Regions from separate parts of the Homo sapiens genome. Here all the other regions are linked to region 1. Evidence: chromatin contacts called from ENCODE Hi-C or POLR2A ChIA-PET data. All regions are on one chromosome and are shown on one strand. Each heading gives the region's core, a stretch centred on a gene start or an enhancer-like site at or near the end of the contact. The rest is flanking DNA. Distances are from core to core; before and after follow the strand shown. Region 1 holds the start of ZNF264 (zinc finger protein 264). Region 2 holds the start of ZNF417 (zinc finger protein 417). Region 3 holds the start of ZNF587 (zinc finger protein 587).

Evidence for each region. A loop is a pair of places that touch in the nucleus more often than their neighbours do. ChIA-PET counts read pairs that join two places held with the same protein, here RNA polymerase II (POLR2A). Pooled maps may share reads with other maps.
Region 2: a loop to region 1 is called in a pooled map, with 9 times the contacts of the local background. The contact joins the promoter of ZNF417 here to the promoter of ZNF264 in region 1. A Hi-C loop is called at or near these places in 1 of 37 single-sample maps with no recorded cell type and 10 of 50 pooled maps. POLR2A ChIA-PET finds 5 or more read pairs at or near these places in 2 of 52 experiments (A549 and activated T-cell).
Region 3: a pooled map shows a loop between it and region 1 (7-fold over the local background). The contact joins the promoter of ZNF587 here to the promoter of ZNF264 in region 1. A Hi-C loop is called at or near these places in 5 of 50 pooled maps. POLR2A ChIA-PET finds 5 or more read pairs at or near these places in 2 of 52 experiments (OCI-LY7 and activated T-cell).

What each region holds. Positions count from the first base shown.
Region 1 is chr19:57,188,947-57,193,831 of GRCh38, reverse strand. ZNF264 (zinc finger protein 264) reads right to left here and starts at 2,332. Exons shown (of 4, transcript NM_003417.5): 1 at 1,886-2,332. The coding sequence starts at 1,918. RefSeq lists a silencer at 1,817-2,086 and enhancers at 2,257-2,316, 2,327-2,416, 2,437-2,496.
Region 2 is chr19:57,915,342-57,920,226 of GRCh38, reverse strand. ZNF417 (zinc finger protein 417) reads left to right here and starts at 3,635. Exons shown (of 3, transcript NM_152475.3): 1 at 3,635-3,848. The coding sequence starts at 3,816. RefSeq lists enhancers at 3,259-3,318, 2,715-3,570, 3,589-3,878.
Region 3 is chr19:57,846,940-57,851,824 of GRCh38, reverse strand. It overlaps ZNF587 (zinc finger protein 587), which reads right to left and starts at 1,966. Exons shown (of 3, transcript NM_032828.4): 1 at 1,754-1,966. The coding sequence starts at 1,786. It overlaps LOC124904782 (a long non-coding RNA gene), which reads left to right. Exons shown (of 2, transcript XR_007067358.1): 2 at 1,264-1,510. RefSeq lists enhancers at 325-1,524, 1,579-1,668, 1,719-1,958, 2,129-2,188, 2,259-2,368.

The DNA.
Region 1 (4,885 bases), core at 1,083-3,582:
TGAATGAGATCACAGACTGTGCTCCACTGGAAAAGGTGTACAGTGATGGCGGCCTGAATCACAGAGCACCTCCTGAGGGCCTAGCTCTGTGCTGGGCTCAAGAGGGAAGATAGATGCTTTTAACATAATACCAGAGTAAAGGAGAGAAGCCTCCTATTTAACGGCCGTTAGAGAATGACACAGGACAACGGAAACAACTTGTGGACTGTGAAATACAGAAGCTAAGGGCTCTAAAACGACAGGGAAATGGGGAAATGGTAATAATAGCAATAATGGTTACAACGGCAGTACCTGAGTCTCACTGGTCCAGCTAGGTGCCTGCCCCATGTTGAAGGCTTCACATCCTGTGTAAACACAGTGACTAGAAGTTCCTAGCTCCAAACACTTGAAACTGACACTTGACAGCTCTTACCTCAAAGACAGCATTTCATTTCTCTGAGCCTTGATTTCTGGATCAATACAATAACACTTCCCACCAGTAACAGTTGTTAAATTTAAAGTATTCAATGCTCAGTGTGCTCTGGGATTTTTATTAATCCTTTCACAGTCCCTGCAGTCAACACCATCATCACCTTCACAGTCAATGACTTCATGCTAAGGAAGCGCTATCAATTCACCCAGTCACACATCTCACCACCATAGATAGGATCTAAACATGGGGTTACTATGATTCACGGTCTAACAGTGTAACTCCAACACTCCCCCAACATCAAAGCAAATCTAATGCGATGAAGTTATAAGCATTTCCACTCATTTCTAACATTAAGTCTATTTCAATTAGCCCTGAAAAACGTATCTGTGGGCCGGGCATGGTGGCTCATGCATGTAATCCCAGCACTTTGGGAGGTCGAGGTGGGCGGATCGCTTGAGGCCAGGAGTTGAAGACCAGCCTGGCAAATATGGTGAAACCCAGTCTCTACTAAAATACAAAAATCAGTCAGGTGTGGTAGTGCATGCCTGTAATCCCAACTACTCGGCAGGCTGGGGCAGGAGAATTGCTTGAACCTGGGAGGCAGAGACTGCAGTGAGCTGAGAGTGCACCACTGTACTCCAGCCTGGGCGACAGAGTGAGACCCTGTCTCAAAACAAAAAAAAGTATGTGAACACGGGCACAAAAAGCTCAGCATTCCTCACTGACCCCACAGAGCGGCACTGGAAGGGCTGCATCTACTTGGGGAACGACAGGCTCCAGACCAGCTTCCCATGCCCTCTGGGATCTCCCTGGGTCTCCCAGATCCCCCAAGGAAATTCCACAATGAACCAACCATCGGCCTCTTTCCTTACTGGGTTCCGACAGAACTTGTCTCTGACGCCAGGATACTTTGGGGCCACGGAACACGAGCGGCCAAGGATAATGCAGGCTGTAGCGATGAGAGTAAGGGCATCTGACTGGCCACAATGTCTGCAGTAGTTGCGGATGGCTAGAACATCCAGGAAAAGACCACACACTGTTGCCCTCCACGTCTCAGCGGCCGCAGGAAAACCATGGCAACCTTACACACCCTCCTGAGCCTCCTTAAACATACAACATACCTTGTCTCTGCTCGCGCATTTGTCGGCTTGCTACTGCCCTGCCCTCCCCTTCCCCCCTCAGGCCCCCAATTCATGCTGGAATGAGACCTGGTCCACCAGAGAATGCTTGCAGGCCAAGGATGATGGGAGTCCCCAGAGGAAGCATCATTCACTCAACAACCTACGGAGCTCCTTCCAGTAGGCCCAACACTCCTTACGGCCAGGTATAAATTAAGTGGCAAACCAGCTCCACACACCAAAGCGAACGACGACTGCGAAGACAAATCCAGGGGATACCTGGGCTCCCACCCACTTCGGAAACCGCCTCAGCGCTGGCAAGGAAGCGGCAACCGCGAAGCCACCGTCCACTCACCTGGGCCCGGTCCGTCAGCACCGCTGCCGCCATCACGTCACCCCCTGGGCCGCAGAGCTGGGACAGAGGAGCCCCGGGCGGCCTGACGGACCCCACCTGTGCCCGACCCTGGCCGGTTGCCCGGGGCTTCCAGGCGCGCTCGGGGCCGCCGCCTCCTCGGTGGCAACGGCGTTCCAGACGCAGGGCCGCCGCCTCCTCGGTGGCAACCGCGTTCCAGACCCAGGGCGCCGCCCCTGGAGACCGCGGGGCTGAAGGGCGGGGGAGGAGAGACCGCAGCTTGACGGCGACCCAGGAACAAACCCACGGAAGGGGTCAGGCTCGTACAAAGGTGCGGCGGGGATTCCTATCCTACTCCCCTGCTCGGTCCTGACTAGGGACCTGCAAAGCGGCCCCGACCGGGGCCCTCAGTGGCTACAGACCTCTCCAGACAGAAGTGCAGAAGAAAATGGCGTCCGCAGCGAGCAACCCGGAAGTCCCGCCCCCACCGGCGTGAGCCGTCGGAAACGTCCCCGTCCTAGGCCGTCGTTGGCCCAGCTCCCGCCGTACGCATAATGCACAGCCTTCTAAGTAGTGTAGTTTTCCTCATGTGTTCAACAACGGGAGGAACGCTTCACGGCGCAAGTTTTCCTCCCAGGGAAAGGCACTCCAGGACCCGAGGAGACGCTCCAGACCCACCTCTTTACGGTGGGCACAACTCGAGGGGAAGGATGGAGGGAGGGAACCGAGGGGCAAGGGTTACATTGCATTCTTCTCTCGGGAAAATCGGAGCTCGGGAGACAGGGACTTTCCTTCAGGTCAGGGCACAGGCAAAGGCGCAGAACTGGGTCCTCAGCTCGCCTGGCGACTGACCCCCTTTCACATCCCTCCTCCCCGGATCATCATCTTGGAAGACACAAAAAAGCCGAATGATCATCTGGAAGCCCTGCCCCGACACGTTGTGTGCGCAAACTGCCCTCTTTTGAGCCTTCTTTGGACCAGCACAGCCTCTACGTGATGCAGGGAGTCATGTATTTGGCCCAGACCACACAAAAAGTGGATTTGCCCACTTCTGAGGTGGGGAGGCTGCAAGTGGAGGAGGTTCGGAGGCTCAGGATGGTTAGTTTGAAATGTCTACAGAACCACAAAGTATCTCTGTCACAGGCAATTCGACTTACGACTGAATGTTGGAAGAAGGTTTGAGCATGAATATATGAATTTAGGAGTTACCTTACACTGTTATTTCAAGTCATGATATTGAGTGAGACCATCAAGGCAATGCATGTAGATGGAGAAGAAAATACACAGAGCATGAGCCGGGGACCAAGTCTACATCATTAAATGGTTGATGACAATATTACCAGAAAGGCCAGGTCCTTGCATCTAGATCCTGCTGCTTGCTGCACAGAAGGCCAGTCAGCAAGACAATGAGTATTGTCAGGGATGAAGGCTTTATTCGGTGCTGCAGCTGAGGAAAATGGGAGATCAATCTCAAATCTCTTTCCTCAACTGACTAAAACTAGGGGTTTATACATCAGGGAAGAAGTGTAACTATGTTTGAGAAAACAGGAATTAGGAAGGGGTAAGGAAGAGGAATGGGTCAACAGGCAGCAGATGGTCAGTTAGGCAATCATCATGGGTAAGGGGTATAGCATCTCGTTTTTCCAGATGTGGTAATCCAGTAAGTTTCAGTTTCTTTATACTATCTGGGAGGCCTGATGCTTGGTTTCCTGAGAAAGGAAATCAGATAAGACAAATAAAAGTGTCTCGAGTTTTAGGAAGGGGAGGCTCAATGTCTATAATGTGTTGATTCAAAAGAAACCATAAATATCAGTTCTATGGGACACTGGAGCTGGTTTCAGTTCCCTGTTTCTATTTATCAATTCCTCAATCATGGGGAATCTGGACGTGATCTTTCTGGCTGCTTTATGCTGAGGAGGGGTATTGTGGGTGGCTGCATACCATAGATGACCACGTGGCCACTCAGATTAACTCAAAGGTTAATCTAACGCTATAGTTTTCTTTCTTTCTTTCTTTTTTTTTTTTGAGACAGAGTTTTGTTCTTTCACCTAGGCTGGAGTGCAGTGGCACGATCTCCGCTCACTGCAACCTCTGCCTCCTAGGTTCAAGCGATCCTCCTGCCTCAGCTTCCCGAGTAGCTGGGATTACAGGTGCCCACCACCATGCCTGGCTAATTTTTGTATTTTTAGTAGAGACGGGGTTTCACCATGTTGGCCAGGCTGGTCTCAAACTCCTGACCTCATGATCCGCCCACCTCAGCCTCCCAAAGTTGAGCCACTGCACCTGGCAGCACTATAGTTTTCTTTGGAAACAGTTTTTCTCTCTCTAGTCCCTGACTTCCATCAAAAGCAAATCACAGCAGGAACAACTTACCTGCAAAACAAGCTTCAGTCCCACCATACTTATCCAAACTACAGCAAGAATCACTGTTTATACAATTCCTCCTAAATTGGCTTTGCTGGAACCCCTCATAAGGAATCTCTCAGACTCAACACCCAAAGACCTCTTAAGCCCAGCCAAAGATCTGTCTGCACCTGTACATACCTGCATGAATTGGGTGAAACCCGTTTTTCTTGAGGCCCCAGAACATCTTGAGGTTCCTAGGCCTATCAGAAAATGACACTGTATTTACTACAGGCCAGGAACCCCACAAAGGAACTGTGTGCACAAGATATGAGGCCAGTCCTTCCAAGGGCTCCCATCAGCTCCATAAAGTCAGTCTTTTTTTTTTTTTTTTTTTTTTTTTTTGAGACACAGTCTTGCTCTGCCGCCCAGGCTGGAGTGCAGTGGCGTGATGTCAGCTCACTGCAAGCTCTGCCTTCTGGGTTCGCGCCATTCTCCTGCCTCAGCCTCCTGAGTAGCTGGGACTACAGGCGCCTGCCACCACACCCGGCTAATTTTTTATATTTTTAGTAGAGATGGGGTTTCACCATGTTAGCCAGGATGGTCTCGATCTCCTGACCTCGTGATCCACCCGCCTTGGCCTCCCAAAGTGCTGGGATT
Region 2 (4,885 bases), core at 2,386-4,885, 730 kb before region 1:
CACTACAACCTCTGCCTCCCGGGTTCAAGCAGTTCTTCTGTCTCAGCCTCCCAAGTAGCTGGGACTACAGGCACTTGCTACCACGCCTGGCTAATTTTTTTTTTGAGATGCCTAGGCTGGAGTGCAGTGGCGTGATCTCCGCTCACTCCAAGCTCCGTCTCCTGGATTCACGCGTTTCTCTTGCCTCAGCCTCCCCTGTAGCTGGGACTACAGGCACCTGCCACCAGGCCTGGCTAATTTTTTGTATTTTTAGTAGAGACGGGGTTTCACCGTCTTAGCCAGGATGGTCTCGATCTCCTGACCTTGTGATCTGCCCACCTCGGCCTCCCAAAGTGCTGGGATTACAGGCGTGAGCCACCACGCCCAGCCTACCTAGTCAGTATTAATAGGCTTTTGTATCTTGCAATTTACAACTGTTTCTCTTATGTAATATTAATTTTTCATGCAGAACACTCCCTCCTCTCAAATCAATGATAATCACTTCCCATCAATGACATGAACTCATGGCTTTTACAAATGCCCAGTATGAACAGATGGAGAGCACCAACTTTAAGTACTGTTTGAAATGCTTGTTCTTTAGTGCCGTAAAGAAATAGCACTTGACTTGGCCGGGCGCGGTGGCTCATGCCTATAATCCCAGCACTTTGGGAGGCCGAGGTGGGAGGATCACCTGAGGTCGGGAGTTCAAGACCAGCCTGACCAAGATGGAGAGACCCCATCTCTACTAAAAATACAAAATTAGCTGGGCATGGTGGCGCATGCCTATAATCCTAACTACTCAGGAGGCTGAGGCAGGAGAATCACTTGAACCTGGGAGACGGAGGTTGTGGTGAGCCAAGATCGCGCCATTGCTCTCCAGCCTGGGCAACAAGAGCGAAACTCCGTCTCAAAAAAAAAAAAAGAAAGAAAGAAATAGCATTGAACATAAATTTAATTTCCTCAGCAAGGCCATTTTTACTTTCTGCAGAAACGGTATACTCGCCAGCAGTTTTGCTGTGAGATTACACTGAACAAAGGAGACAGGGTCATTTATAACCTGCCTGACGCATCCACCTTACTGCTGTGTCCGGTTTCCACTGGCTAAATACAAATTCACATTCTGTATTTGTCCTGATTGACTAGCAACTTAGAACATTTTTAAAAGAGGCAAAGGCAAGAGGAAAACGAAGGAGGAATTAACTTATGGAATGCTAAGAAAGGCAAAAACACCTTCAAATAAGAGGAACAGGCTATGACAATGCTTGCTTGGACCAGTGTAAACATGCCAGGGCAAATATTTAGGCTAAATTGTGGGAGCTAAGAACATAAAGTACATGGATTTTTTTAATTACGGCTAGAAGATATTTAAGAATGTTAGCACAGGTCTTTGAATAAATTTTGCTTCTAAGAGAAGTTACTATTTATTCCTAATTAGATGGGAGGAAAGTCTTTGAAGAGGAACCTGTACTTTACTTTTTACAGACTGTAGCCATCACTACTACCAAGATACCATTTATTTTATTGTTTTTTGTTTCTTTGTTTGAGAGAGTCTCGCTCTGTCGCCAGGCTGCAGTGCAATGGCGCGATCTCAGCTCACAGCAACCTCTGCCTCCCGGGTTCAAGTGATTCTCCTGCCTTAGCCTCCCGAGTAGCTGGGACTACAGGCGTGTGCCACCACACCCGGCTAATTTTTTTTTTGTATTTTTAGTAGAGACGGGGTTTCACCATGTTAGCCAGGATGGTCTCGATCTCCTGAACTGGTGATCCGCCTGCCTCGGCCTCCCAAAGTGCGAGGATTACAGGCGTGAGCCACCGTGCCCAGCCTTATTGTTCTTTATAAGACTGATGTCAAATTACTAAAAGGAGTTGAATGTAAGTTAGAATATCAAGTAAAGGATACTAAGTGGGAAAAAGTGTTGTTCAATTAATTGAACGCTATAATGATTTGTGAACCCCCCAAATTTGAGACAGGTCTCAGTTAATTTAAATAGTTTATTTTGCTGGCCAGGTGTGGTGACTCATGCCTGTAACCCCAACACATTGGAGGGTGAGGCAGGCAGATCACGAGGGAGATCGAGACCATCCTAAACAAGGTGAAACCCCCGTCTGTACTGAAACTACAAAAATTGGCGTGATGCCACGTGCCTGTACTCCCAGCTACTCGGGAGGCTAAGGCAGGAGAATCACTTGAACCCGAGAGGCAGAGGTTGCAGTGAGCCGAGATCGCGCCACTGCACTCGAGCCTGACCAAAGAGCGAGACTCCGTCTCATAAAAGAAAAAGTTTATTTTGCCAAGGTTGAGGACACATGCCCGTGACACAGCCTCAGGAAGTCCTGACGACATGTGCCCATGGTGGTTGGGGTACAGGTTGGTTTTATACATTTTAGGGGGACATGAGACATCAGTGAATATATGTAAGAAGTACATTGGTTCCGACCAGAAAGGCGGGAACAACTCGAAGCAGGGAGGGGACTTCCAGGTCACAGGTAGACAGGTAGAGAGACAAATAGTTGGATTCTTTTTAATTTCTGATAAGTCCTTCCAAAGGAGGCAATCAGAATAGGCATCTATCTCAGTGAGGAGAGGGAAGACTTTGAATAGAATGGGAGGCAAGTTTGCCCTGAGCAGTTCCCAGATTGACTTTTCCCTTTAGCTTAGTAATTTTGAGGCCACAAGATTTTCCTTTCACAGATTCTATCAGCAGGAGAGTTGTTTTCTGTAGGAATCACAGAGATTCAGCTTTGCACTCCTGCTATAGGGGAGCACATCCCTAACTTCCTTCATTTGCCTTAGGCACTCTAAGGCTTCTGAGGGCCTTCAGACACATTATAACACAACAACGCTTATCAGCCTCTGCTTCCAGTGCAGGTATTTTGCGACTGAACGACTGTTTCAAACGGTGTGGTAATTTGGATTTTTAGCCTTTAGGAGAATCCTAAATAATAGTTTTAGCTTGAGCTCCCTATTATTTACCTTGCGCTCCCCGAAATCTGAAACAGTATTTTTCCAGATTCTTGAGTGATTAGTTACAGACACTAGTCTCCAGGAATCTCAATACGGCTTCTAAGGCTAGGTGAGACCCCTCCTCTGCCCTAGAAAGGCGCCTTTTTTTTTTTTTTTTTTTTTTTTTTTTTTTTTTTTTTTGAGACAGAGTCTTGCTCTGTCGCGCAGGCTGGAGGGCAGTGGCGCGATCCCAGCTCACTGCAAGCTCTGCCTCCCAGGTTCACGCCATTCTCCTCCAGCCTCAGCCTCCAGAGTAGCTGTGACTGTAGGCGCCCGCCACCACACCCAGCTAACTTTTTTTTTTTTTGAATTTTTAGTAGACACGGGGTTTCACCGTGTTAGCCAGGATGGTCTCCATCTCCTGACCTCGTGATCCGCCCACCTCCGCCTTCCAAAGTGCTGAGATTACAGGCTTGAGCCACTGCGCCCGGCCAGAAGGGTGCGCTTTTTAAGGAGAACCCCTGACCTGATGGCGGGCTTTTCCTGCAGATGGACTCTGGGTATCGCTCTTTTTAGCGCCATGGAAAGTGGGGAACTACATTACCCAGAAAGCTCTGCGTTAAACGACAGCCGGTCAGAGCCAATGAGCACTCGGAAAGAAGGCATTTCCACGTGTGCACGTAACGTAAGGCTGAGACTTCCGGGGTCTCTAGTAGCGGCTGTGTATCGGTGACGCGGGTGTTTCCCCAGTTTGTGGCCCCTGAGTGCTGGGGGGGGACCGCGGTGACTGAACCTAGAAGGTGGAGAGGAATCGTCCTCGGTGCCCAGAGGCGGCTCTGCAGCCCCGTGACGGCGACCACTGCTCCCGGGCCGTGCTTCCCCAAGTAGTCCGATGGCAGCGGCTGCGCCGAGGCGCCCGACTCAGGTAATTGTGGCGCCTTCTGTGCCCTCAGGTCACCCCATCGTCACCCAGGTCCTAAACCAGCGAGGGAGCGGCTCCTGCTCACGGGTCTGTAGCCGGTACCCGGCGTAGGAACACTGAGGCGCTCGCAGGAGGGGTCCCTGTGTAACTGTCCAGTGGGGGTCCCTGTGTAACTGTCCAGTGGGTTCACCTTGCCAGCTGCCTAGACAGAGCCGATTTATGAAGACTGGAGAATTGCGATGGAGAAATAGTAATTGACGCAGAGCCGTCAGGCTGTTCTGGAGACAGGAGTTTTATTATTACTCAAATCAGTCTCCATTAGCATTCCGGGATCAGAGTTTTCAACATTAATTTGGCGGTAAGGGTTGGGACCTGAGATGGATTCATAGAGGGTTAAAGTGAGTTTTTCATGCTGTTTTCTGTTCTGGGTGGGATGGCAGAACTGATTGACCCAGATTACCGGTCTGTGTGTTGTCAGCTGATCCATCCAGTGCAGGATCTGCAAAATACCTCAAGCACTGATCTTAGGTTTTACAATAGTGATTTATCTTCAGGAGCAACTTGGGGAGGTTCAGACTCTTGGAGTCAGAAGCTGCATGACCCCTAAACGGTAATTTCTAACCTTGTAGCTAATTCGTTAGTCCTGCAAAGGCAGGCTGTTCTCCAGGCAAGAAGGGGGTCTTTTCAGGAAAGGGCTATTATCAATTTTGTTTCAGAGTGAAACCATGAACTGAATTCCTTCCCTAAGTTAATTCAGCCTATACCCAGGAATGAACAAGGACAGCTGAAAGGTTGGAAGCAAGACGGAGTCAGTAAGGTCTGATTTCTTTCACTGTCATAATTTCCTCAGTTATAATTTTGCAAAGACGGTTTCACCTGTTTCTGACACCCGTGGGATGCGGTGGGGAGAGCAACAAGCACAGGGAGGGGCGCAGGCAATGGCCTGGAGATGGACGGAGCCGGGAGGATGGAACCTGTCTGGAACAAAGTGTGAGGTGGAGCTCTCCCTGGAAGAGTAAGCAGGCCGAGGGCTGTGCATT
Region 3 (4,885 bases), core at 717-3,216, 660 kb before region 1:
CTCATCCTCTCTCTCTATGATGTTCTTCCTTTGATTGGCCTTTGGGAAACTTCTTAAAAGCCTGGATTTGGATCATGTCCCTCCTTTCTTCAAAACTCTCCATGGCTTCTAGAATCCTCATGATGAATGCACAGCCCCTGGCCTGCTTGCTCTACCAGGAAGAGCTCCATCTCACACGTTGTTCCTGACAGATGCCTGTGAACCCCAGGTTCCATCCTTCCAGCTCTGTCCATCTGCAGGCCATTGCCTGCACCCCTACCTGTGCCTGTCACTCTCCCCACTGCATCCCACTGGTGTCAGAAACAGGTGAAACCGACTTTGCAAAATTATAACTGACGAAATTATGACAGTGAAAGAAATCAGACCTAACCGACTCCATCTTGCTTCCAACCTTTCAGCCGTCTTTTTTCATTCCTGGGCATAGGCTGAATTAACTTTGGAAAAGAATTCAGTTCATGGTTTCACTCTGAAACAAAATTGATAATAGCCCTTTCCTGAAAAGACCCCTTTCTTGCCTGGGGACCAGCCTGTCTTTGCAGGACTAACAAATTAGCTACAAGAATAGAAATTACGGTTTAGGGGTCATGCAGCTTCTGGCTCCAAGAGTCTGAACCTCCCCAAGTTGCTCCTGAAGATAACCTTACTATTGTAAAACCTAATGTGAGTTTCTGGGGTGCTAGTTGAGTTGGTCTCCCCTGTGTGAGACACCCATGGGAAGCCATGGGCGGCCTCTGAGGAGAAAAGTCTCCTTATTGCCTTCATGTCTTTATGCCCCGAGAGCATAACTCTTCAGCAGCATTCCATGGGTTGCTCAGGGAGATCACACTCCCTTGAAGCAGTGGAGCATAATCAAACATCTTGGCTCCTCCTGAAACCCGCAGCCACCCGTTTCAGTTAAGTTAAAGATCTTAAGTAGTTTAGACACACGCCTTTGTTCAAGGAAATTCACAGAAACGGCCAGTGCTTTACATCTTATGGAATGACTCACGAGTTCTCCTTTACTGATTAATCCTTTTCCTGATCGCTTCCTCCCCCTCCAATCAGCCATAAGAACAAAGAGCTTGTAAACCAATAAACTGGGTGGAGCCCAAGAGCTCTGGGCCGCCAGGAAGCCTCCAATGCTCTGGCCACCTGGACCCGCCTTTTAAATGCGTATTCTGTCTCTTTCTAACTCCTTTGTCTCCGCAGGACTCGGGGTATCTGCTGGGTGGTGTGGGGCTGGTTTCCCCAATATCTAAGATCAGTGCTTGGGGCATTTTGCAGATCCTGCACTGGATGGATCAGCGGACAACACACAGACCGGTAATCTGGGTCAATCAGTTCTGCCATCCCACCCAGAACAGAAAACAGCATGAAAAACTCACTTTAACCCCCTATGAATCCATCTCCAACCAGACTGATCAGCACTCCCCACTTCCCAAGCCCCTACCCGCCAAATTTTGAAAACTCTGATCCCAGAATGCTCAGGGAGACTGATTTGAATAATAAAACTCCTGTCTCCCGAACAGCAGGACGGCTCTGCGTGAATTACTATTTCTCCATCGCAATTCCCCAGTCTTCATAAATCGGCTCTGTCTAGGCAGCTGGCAACGTGAACCCACTGGACGGTTACAAGGAGAGGCCTCCTGTGAGCGCCTCAGTGTTCCTACGCCGGGTACCGGCTACAGACCCACGAGCAGGAGCCGCTCCCTCGCTGGTTTAGGACCTGGGTGACGATGGGGTGACCTGAGGGCACAGAAGGCACCACAATTACCTGAGTTGGGCGCCTCGGCACAGCCGCTGCCATCGGACTACTTGGGGAAGCACGGCCCGGGAGCAGTGGTCGCCGTCACGGGGCTGCAGAGCCGCCTCTGGGCACCGAGGACGATTCCTCTCCACCTTCTAGGTTCAGTCACCGCGGTCCCACCCAGCACTCAGGGGCCACAAACTGGGGAAACACCCGCATCGCCGATACACAGCCGCTACTAGAGACCCCGGAAGTCTCGGCCTTACGTTACGTGCACACGTGGAAATGCCTTCTTTCCGAGTGCTCACTGGCTCTGACCGGCTGTCGTTTAAAGCAGAGCTTTCTGGGTAATGTAGTTCCCCACTTTCCATGACACAACATGGTTACCAGGTTCTGAAATGTTCATGGCTCAGATGCACCTCCAAGCCTTTGTACCTATTGGTTCCTCTACCTGTATTACTCTAGCTGGGGTGAAGCCTGTAATACACAGCATTTACCTGAGCTAGGTCCCTCAGTGTGGCTGCTGCCATCAACTGTGGGTGGAGCAGGCATCACCCCAGCCAGTGCCTATGAGCCTCAGACCTGCCACTTGGGAGCAGAGATGACTACTCCTCTTGTGCCTTCTCAGTCCCAACCCAGTACTCCCTGGCCTGACAAGCATGCCCAGAAATCCCTCATCCTGGGCCTTGCAACTAGCGCCTTCTGGGTAAAGTACTTCCCAGAGCTCTCAGCCAACAATGGTGGTATCCTCCAAGAGCAAACCGAATGCAGACCATGTTACATTCTGAGGGCTGCTGGAAAGCCCTGCTCACACCTCAAAGGAGGAAGATTATTGATTCTTTGTAAAAGCATCAAATAGGTATCACATCAGACTCTAGGAAGCTCATCCTGCACCCAGAGAATAAAAATACTATTTGAGATGCTCCCAAACTTTACTTATCTAAGTGGCCATATCATTGGCATCATTCAGACTTACAATGTGTGCACTCAGAGCTGAGAACATTAAGTATTGATTGCTCTTTAAATTCACGTAGACTGAATCATTACAGTCAGTTTTGCGAGTTTCATTGTTTTGTTGGGAACAAAAGAAAATTCTCCATAAGACATGATGACAGGATGGGTACAAAAAACAGTGAGCAAAAATGAATAAGACCTAATATTTGCTACCATAACAGGGTGGCTATAGTCAAAATAATTTAATTATATATTTAAAAATAACTAAAAGAGTATAACTGGACTGTTTATAATACAGAGGATAAATGTTGAGGTGACTGAGACCCCATTTACCCTATGTGATTATCACATATGGCATGGCTACATCAAAATATCTAATGTAATCTACAAATATATACACTACTATATACCCACAAAAAATAAAAATAAAGGCCAGACATGGTGGCTCACACCTGTAATCCCAGCACTTTGGGAGGCCAAGGCAGGTGGATCACCTGAGGTCGGGAGTTCGAGACCAGCCTGGCCAACATGGAGAAACCGTGTCTCTACTGAAAGTACAAAATTTTCCAGGCATGGTGCTGCATGCCTCCAATTCCAGCTACTCGGGAGGCTGAGGTAGGAGAATTACTTGAACCCTGGAGGTGGAGGTTGCGATGAGTCGAGATCATGCCATTGCACTCCAGCCTGGGCAACAGGAGTGAGACTCTGTCTCAAAAAAAATAAAAAATAAAAAATAAATAAATTGCTGGGTGCAGTGGCTCATGCCTATAATCCCAACACTTTGGGAGGCTGAGTCAGGTGGATCATGAGGTCAGGAGTTCGAGACCAGCCTGACCAATATGGTGAAACCCCATCTCTAATAAAAATAAAAAAATTAGCCGGGCACGGTTGCTCACGCCTGTAATCCCAGCACTTTGGGAGGCCGAGGTGGACAGATCATGAAGTCAGGAGATCAAGACCATCCTGGCTAACACAGCAAAACCCATGTTAAAAAAATTGCTGGGCATGGTGGCAGACACCTGTAGTCCCAGCTACTCGGGAGGCTGAGGCAGGAGAATCGCCTGAACTCTGGAGGCAGAGGTTGCAATGAGCTGAGATCGCATGACTGCACTCCAGCCTGGCGACAGAGCTAGACTCCGTCTCAAAAAAATAAAATAATAATAAAGATCTAATGACAGGGAAATAGACGGATGTTGGTACACCCTGAAGCAGGTAGTGAAGCTGGCAGTTGGCCACTGGTTCCCACAGAAAATTGCTCTAGTGATGCTAGCAAATCCCAAAATTGGGGCTCAATCCAGGAGGGTTCCTGGCTTCATAAAGGAAATAATTCAAGAGCAAGCCAAGAGTGTAAAGTGAAGGCAAAGCAAGTTTATGAGAGCAAGAGAACAGGAAAATGGCTGCTCCACAGACAGAGCAGGGCTACTCCACAGGCAAAGTAGCACCCGTGGATTGTTGGCTAGCTATATTTATAGCTACTCCTTAATTATGTGCTAAATAAGAGGTGGGTTATTCATGAATTTTCTAGAAAAAGAGTGGGGAGTTCCCAGAACCAGGGGTTCCTTCTCTTTTAAACTACATGAGGTAGCTTCTGGGCATTGCCATAGCATTTGTAAACGGCCATGGTGCTGGTGGGAGTGTCTTTTAGCATGCTAATACATTATAATGAGCATATAATGAGCAGTGAGGCAATGAGGGTAACTAGAGTTCATATTCTTGCCATCTTAGTTTTACTGCTTTCAGCTGGTTTCTTTAGTGCATCCTGTTTTGACCAGATCCTGTTTCATCATGAGCAGGGTCATGACCAGTGCTCAGAACACAAGTCCTGCTGATCTATGTCACTATGAGGATCACTATGTCAATATGTTTCTTAATTCATATGCTAAGGTGTACTCAATTTCTTTAATCACATTGACATCTATCTCAAAGGACGAGCAACTTAGCCAATGCCATTGTGGTACACACATCAGTCGCTACAACTTTCACCATTAAAGCACAGGTTAAAAAGGCCATCTGAATAACAATATAAACACGGCATCTGAGCTCCAAAATTTCATCTCCTTACAAGAAAGTGGTTATTATTTTCCAGTGACTGCAGGAATAGTTTCACACTGGGAACTGGGATTATCTCAGAATAAATTTTTTTTTTTCTTTTTTGAAACAGAGTCTCACTCTGTTGCGCAGGCTGGAGTGCAGTGGTGTGATCTC